Linked DNA regions of Homo sapiens: region 1 is linked to region 2. A link is a contact called in ENCODE Hi-C or POLR2A ChIA-PET data. All regions are on one chromosome and are shown on one strand. Each heading gives the region's core, a stretch centred on a gene start or an enhancer-like site at or near the end of the contact. The rest is flanking DNA. Distances are from core to core; before and after follow the strand shown.

The links. Hi-C counts contacts between places; a loop is a spot of excess contacts on that map. ChIA-PET counts read pairs that join two places held with the same protein, here RNA polymerase II (POLR2A). Pooled maps may share reads with other maps.
Region 1: a loop to region 2 is called in a pooled map, with 4 times the contacts of the local background. The contact joins the promoter of DYNC2I2 here to the enhancer-like site in region 2. A Hi-C loop is called at or near these places in 6 of 50 pooled maps. POLR2A ChIA-PET finds 5 or more read pairs at or near these places in 5 of 52 experiments (AG04449, B cell, H1 and 2 more).

The regions. Positions count from the first base shown.
Region 1 is chr9:128,655,239-128,658,609 of GRCh38, reverse strand. It overlaps DYNC2I2 (dynein 2 intermediate chain 2), which reads left to right and starts at 1,763. Exons shown (of 9, transcript NM_052844.4): 1 at 1,763-2,069. The coding sequence starts at 1,884. RefSeq lists enhancers at 1,063-1,706, 1,524-1,733, 1,707-2,351 and a silencer at 1,914-2,243.
Region 2 is chr9:128,900,899-128,904,154 of GRCh38, reverse strand. All of the region lies in intron 2 of LRRC8A (leucine rich repeat containing 8 VRAC subunit A), which reads right to left. Among named protein-coding and RNA genes, the nearest start is that of PHYHD1, 18 kb to the left of the region's middle. RefSeq lists a silencer at 242-414. Within about 2 kb of position 1,319, at least 22 of the 41 ENCODE cell types and tissues checked have a DNase peak (open chromatin) inside an H3K27ac peak, as active enhancers do; they include B cell, where a contact is called at or near this core.

The sequences.
Region 1 (3,371 bases), core at 514-3,013, 250 kb after region 2:
GTTGCCTGTAATCCCAGCTACTCGAGAGGCTGAGGCAGGAGAATCACTTGAGCCTGGGAGGTGGAGGTTGTTGTGAGCCAAGATAGTGCCACTGCACGCCAGCCTGGACGACAAAGCGAGACTCTGTCTCAAAAAAAAACAAACAGGCTGGGCGCAGTGGCCCACGCCTGTAATCCCAGCACTTTGGCAGGCTGAGGCGGGCAGATCATTTGAGATCAGGAGTTCCAGACCAGCTTGGCCAACATGGTGAAACCCTTCTCTACTAAAAATACAAAAATTAGCCCAGTGTGGTGGCATGTGCCTGTAATCCCAGCTGCTTGGGAGGCTGAGGCATGAGAATCGCTTGAACTGGGGAGGTGGAGGTTGCTGTGAGCCGAGATCACGCCACTGCACTCCACCTTGGGCGACAGAGTGAGACTCTGTCTTAAAAAAAAAAAAAAAAAGTAGCATCTATCCTTCCCAGATCATTTTTTAGAATTTTTTTATTATTTTGTTGTTATTATTATTATTATTTTGAGACAGGGTCTCACTCTCTTGTCCAGGCTAAAGCACAGCGTGGTTCAATCAGGGCTCTCTGCAGCCTCAATTTCCCTGACTCCAGGGATCCTCTCACCTTGGCCTCCGGAGCAGCTGGGACTACAGGTGTGTGCCACTATGCCTGGCCAATTAAAAAATTTTTTTTTGTAGAGAGGGAGTCTTGCTGTGTTGCCCAGGCAGGTCTCAAACTCCTGGGCTCAAGTGATCCTCTTGCCTTGGCCTTCCAAAGTGCTGGCCATCTCGTCTGGCCTATTATTATTTTTTTAGAGATAGGGTCTTGCTCTATCACTCAGGCTGTAGTGTAGTGGTGTAATCATAGCTCACTGCAGCCTCAAACTACTGGACTCAAGGGATCTTTACACTCAGCCTGCCGAGTAGGTGGGACTACAGGCACGTGCCACCATGCCCAGCTAAGTTTTAAAACATTTTTTTTGTAGAGACGGGCTCTCACTATGTTGCTCAGGCTGGTTTCGAACTCCTGGCTTCAAGCGATCCTCCTGCCTTGGCCTCTCAAAGTACCGGGATTACAGGTGTGAGCCACCGCACCTGGCCTATTTGTTTATTCTTTATTTTTATTTTTTAGTCCTCAGGTCAGAATCTCCAGTTTTTTTAATTCCGGTGGGGCGCGCGGAATGGCAGAACGACATAATATAGTATAAAAAGCAATTCTTTCCTCAGGGTGAGAACTTAATAAGAAAGAGACGTTCTGGGCTCTTTGCCTGACACACAGTAGGCACATTATTTAGTTATTTGCTTTTAATTTCGATTTAATAAGCATGTTTCTGTAGAAGACCTCATTTGGGCCTCCCAGCTTTTTAACCACATTTAGGATCTCCGTAGGAATATTTTTCATCATCATTCTATTGAGACAGAGACTGAGGATTAAAGGGAGATCACTTGGCTTCGAGGTGACAGCCTGTTCGAGTGGCGCGGTTCTCGGATCTGCTGGAAGAATCAGCTGCTCAGCCAGATCTGCGCTCCCAGGCCCAGACCTCGCGGGCCGGCCACGGCCGCAGGCTGCCGCCCTCTCTTCGCTTCTGCGCTTGGCTGCTCAGCGCCATCTTTGAACCTGGCACCAATGCCTCACTTCCGCAGTTTCCTCGCCCAGGAGTAGCGCGCCTACTCTTAGAGTGCTTTTTCTGGGGACAGGGTATGCAAAACCGGTCATGCTTCTCTCTCTGGCCGAGAAGAATCGTTACTTTTCTTTCTTCCAGGTCTTGCAGGAGGCGCTGCGACCAATTCAAACATGGCGCCGTCAGCCTCACATTCCCCGTTTTCCGCTCATGGCGGCGTAGGGGCGGAGGTCGCGCCTGAGTGCGTCCGCACGAGAGGGCGGAACCGTCTCCATGGCAACCCGCGCGCAGCCGGGGCCACTCAGCCAGGCGGGAAGCGCTGGTGTTGCGGCGCTGGCGACAGTCGGGGTTGCGAGCGGCCCGGGGCCGGGGCGGCCAGGGCCGCTGCAGGACGAGACCCTGGGTGTGGCGTCCGTGCCCTCGCAGTGGAGGGCCGTCCAGGGCATCCGCTGGGAGACGGTGAGGGCGCGGGCCCCGCGCGGAGCGACGCGGGCGGGAAGGCGGGGTCGCAGCGCGGCTGCCGGGCGGGTTCGGGCGTCCCACCGTGGCTGCCGGGCGGGTTCGGGCGTCCCACCGTGGCTGCCGGGCGGGTTCGGGCGTCCCACCGTTTGCCTTTACAGTTTATTCCACAGAAACTGACCCAGAGGATACTTTCGGCCCATTTTTTAACAACAAAAAGTGGAAAAACAAAACACCTCCAAGGATCCCACGTTTTGAAGGATTTTGTGTGAACTGTAGTTTTTAAGCATTTCAAACAACTTTTTTTGGTTTTGTTTTGTGTTTTTTTTTTTGAACAGGGTCTCGCTCTGTCGCCCAGGCTGGAGTGCAGTGGTGCGATCTCGGCTCACTGCAGCCTCAGCCCCCGGTGCTGAGCGATCCTCCCACCTGCGCATCCAGAGTATCTGGGACCTCAGGCGCGGGCCACCACGCTGGCTGTTTATTTATTTATTATCTTGTAGAGATGGGGTCTCCATGTGTTGCCCTGGCTGGTCTCCAACTCCTGGGCTTAAGCTGTCCTCCTTCCTCGGCCTCCCAAAGTGCTGGGATTACAGGTGTGAGCCACCGCGTTCAGGCTTTTTTTTTTTTTTTTTGAGACAGTCTCGCTCTGTCGCCCAGGCTGGAGTGCAGTGGCGCGAACTCGGCTCACTGCAAACTCCGCCTCCCAGGTTCACGCCATTCTCCTGCCCCAGCCTCCCCAGTAGCTGGGACTACAGGCGGCCGCCAGCACGCCTGGCTAATTTTTTTGTATTTTTTAGTAGAGACGGGGTTTCACAGTGTTAGCCAGAATGGTTTCCATCTCCTGTCCTCGTGATCCGCCCTCCTCGGCCTTCCAAAGTGCTGGGATTACAGGCGTGAGCCACCGCGCCCGGCCTTCTTTTTTTTCTTTTTTTTGAGACAGAGTCTCACTCTGTCGCCCAGGCTGGAGTGTAGTAGTGCCAGCTACTTGGTTTCGGCGCTACTTGGTTTCTTTCTCTTTTTTTTTTTTTTGGAGACGGAGTCTCGCTCTGTCGCCCGGGCTGGAGTGCAATGGCGCGATCTCTGCTCACTGCAAGCTCCGCCTCCCGGGTTTATGCCATTCTCCTGCCTCAGCCTCCCTAGTAGCTGGGACTACAGGCGCCCGCCACCACGCCCGGCTAATTTTTTTTTTTTTTTTTTTTTTTTTTAGTAGAGACGGGGTTTCACCGTGTTAGCCAGGATGGTCTCGATCTCCTGACATTGTGATCCACCCGCCTCGGCCTCCCAAAGTGCTGGGATTACAGG
Region 2 (3,256 bases), core at 70-2,569:
TGCCTGTGTCAAATGTGTCTGTCTCTCTTAGGAGAGGAACAGGGGTGCCCAGATGATGGGCCACCTTTCTTTGATTACTGATAATGTTAATAACCAGAATAGTAACAAACTTTTTTTTTTTCCCTTTTTGAGACAGTCTCACTCTGTCACCCAGGCTGGGGTGCAGTGGCATGATCCTGACTCACTGCAACCTCTGCCTCCTGGGTTTAAGTGATTCTCATGTTTCAATCTCCCAAGTGGCTGGGATTACAGACGCCCGCCACCACATCCAGCTAATTTTTGTATTTTTAGTAGAGACGGTGTTTTGCCATGTTGGCCGGGCTGGTCTTGAATTCCTGGCCTCAACCAATCCACCTGCCTTGGCCTCCCAAAGTTCTGGGATTACAGGCGTGAGCCACCGTGCCCGGCCTAGGTAGGAACTCTTTAAGAACAGCACTTCTCGGGCCAGGCACAGAGGCTCACGCCTGTAATCCCAGCACTTTGGGAGGCCAAGGCGGGCGGATCACGAGGTCAGGAGATCGAGACCATCCTGGCTAACAAGGTGAAACTCCGTCTCTACTAAAAATACAAAAAAATTAGCCGGGCATAGTGGCAGGCGCCTGTAGTCCCAGCTGCTTGGAAGGCTGAGGCAGGAGAATGGCGTGAACCCGGGAAGTGGAGCTTGCAGTGAGCCGAGATCACGCCACTGCACTCCAGCCTGGGTGACAGAGCGAGGTGCCGACTCAAAAAAAAAAAAAAAAAAGAACAGCACCTCTCTGCAAATGCCAAACACTCCCCAGCCCCAATCTTTCTAGGCTATGCTGGATGGGGAGGACAGGAGGAAGGCAGAGCAGGACCCCATGTGAGGCAGGTGGAATGGGGCACTCAGCAAGGGTGATGATGGCCACAGCCAGTGCTGAGGGCCTGGAAGTGTGCCAGGCACCAGGCAGGCCTCCCCTGCAGGCCCTCCTAGGGTCATCCTTGATGCCCAAGAGGCCAGGCCTCTATAGCCCCATCCCAGAGATGGGGGTGCTAAGGCTCAGGAAGGTGACATCACCTGCCAACATCCCCCTGCTATTAAGGGGCAGAGTAGAGTAAGAACAAACCCAGCAGGCCTGTCCCTCTACCACCGGGCTCAGGTCCTCGCCACCATGTGGGACTTGCCCTCCGCCTGCCCAAGGTCTCACCCAGGCGGTGCCAAGAGAAACAGGACTGGGAGTGCAGCTTCCCCGCCCCTCAGCATTACCAGCGCTCAGGTCACAAAGGGGCCAGCAGACACCACCGCCCGCCCTGGGCTGGCAGCTCCAGGCCAGAAGTCAGTCCTCCTAGTGATGCCAGGACTCACGGGCCAGGGCAAGCACCCGCCCCACAGGAAGGCCCGGGCCCTCTAATGACCAGGTGGGTCCACGCACCACCTACACTGCTGGGAAAGAAAGTGGCACTGGGAGAGCTTCTGAATCACACAGCTGCCTCCACTGAGACATGTGGACACCTGGAGTCCCCATCCAGGGCCAGGACCTAAAGACTGGGGAACAGAAGAGGGAGGAGAGGAGCCCGGTGCATGCAGCAGCCTGCCTGCCCCCAAGTCTGGAATGAGACAGCCAGGGCGGGCGCGGCTGTTTGAGCGGGCAGGATGTGGTGACAATGATACTGCAACACCTCCCTCGTGTTCAGGGAGTGGGGTGTGTTCGCTCACAGAAACACCTGCTTCCTCTGCGAGGAGCCGCCCCAGCCCCGCCGACCTGGGGCTTGTCTGTACCACCCAGACTCCTCCTTCTGAGGCAGGAAGTGTTCCCAGCTCAGTCACACAGGTGAGGGAAACTGAGGCTCACAGAGGCAAAACCACCTGCCCAAGGCAGGAAACACCGTCCCAATCAGGTCTGATTCTGACCACCCGCCCCAACTCCGTGCTTGGTCTGGGAACATCCGGACTCTGTTCAGCCCTTGGCTAGGTCCAGCGGGGGTAAAAAAAAATGATCAAGGTGGGACTTCTGCTTCAGGTTCCTCTCTCCAGTTTGAGTGTGTCTGGGGAGTGGAGGAGGGCCCTGGGGTTCCAATGGCAGAGCCTGGGGCTGGCTGCAGAGCTGAGAAGGGCCTGGACTGGAGTCTCTCACAGGCCTGGCCCGGCTGGTGCCTGGGCCTACCCCTGGTAAGGGTAACCTGTCTGGAGGGGTCACCCCCAGCTGCACCCGTTTCCTTGTCCTCTGCTGTGTGATTCTGGAAAAGTCACTGCCCCTCTCTGATGGGGCTTCGGGGGAGATCAGGAAAGAGGGTGCAGGCACCAAATCCAGGGTTGAGTTCCCAAGGGTGTGGGGAAAGGAGCCCCACCCCAACAGGAGCCAGCCGGGTGGTCAGAGCCACCTGCCTGCCCCCTACAGGGGCAGGCTCCCTCCCACACGGCTCTTGCCGAGGATGAAGAGGGGAAGCCAGTACCAAGGTGTGGGCCTGGACTCTGGTAGCCTCTCTGTGGGACCTTGGACAAGCTCTTCACTGCTTGCAGCCTCAGTTTCTTCACATACATGGTGGGCATGATACCACGCAGGGCTGCTGGGAGGAGGCCATGGAATTATTTTAATTAAATGGGACGGGGTCTTGCTATGTTGTCCAGGCTGGTCTCAAACTCCTGGCCTCAAGCAATCCTCCTGCTTTGGCCTCCAGAGTAGCTGGACTGTAGGCATGTAGCACCACACTAGGGTAAAAAAAAATTTTTTTTTTGAGGCAGTCTCACACTATTGCCAGGCTGGGGTGCAGTGGCACGATCTGGGCTCACTGCAATCTCCGCCTCCCAGGTTCGAATAATTCCCCTGACTCAGCCTCCCAAGCAGCTGGCACTACAGGCGCGCCACCACCACGGCCGGCTAATTTTTCATATTTTAGTCAAGACGGGGTTTCACTATGTTGGCCAGGATGGTTTCCATCTCCTGACCTCATGATCCACCCGCCTTGGCCTCCCAAAGTGCTGGGATTACAGGCATGAGCCACTGTGCCCGGTCTGTTTTTTTTGAGATGGAGTCTTGCTCTATCGCCCAGGCCGGAGTGCAGTGGCACGATCTCGGCTCAATGCAACCACCACCTCCCGAGTTCAATCAACTCTCCTGCCTCTGCCTCTGGAGTAGCTGGGATTACAGGCGTGCACCACCATGCCCGGATAATTTTTATATTTTTAGTAGAGACAGGGTTTTACCATGTTGGTCAGGCTGGTCTCGAGCTCCTGACCTCATGATCTGCCCACCTCAGCTTCCCACAGTGCGGGGATTACAGGTGTGAGCCACTGCGC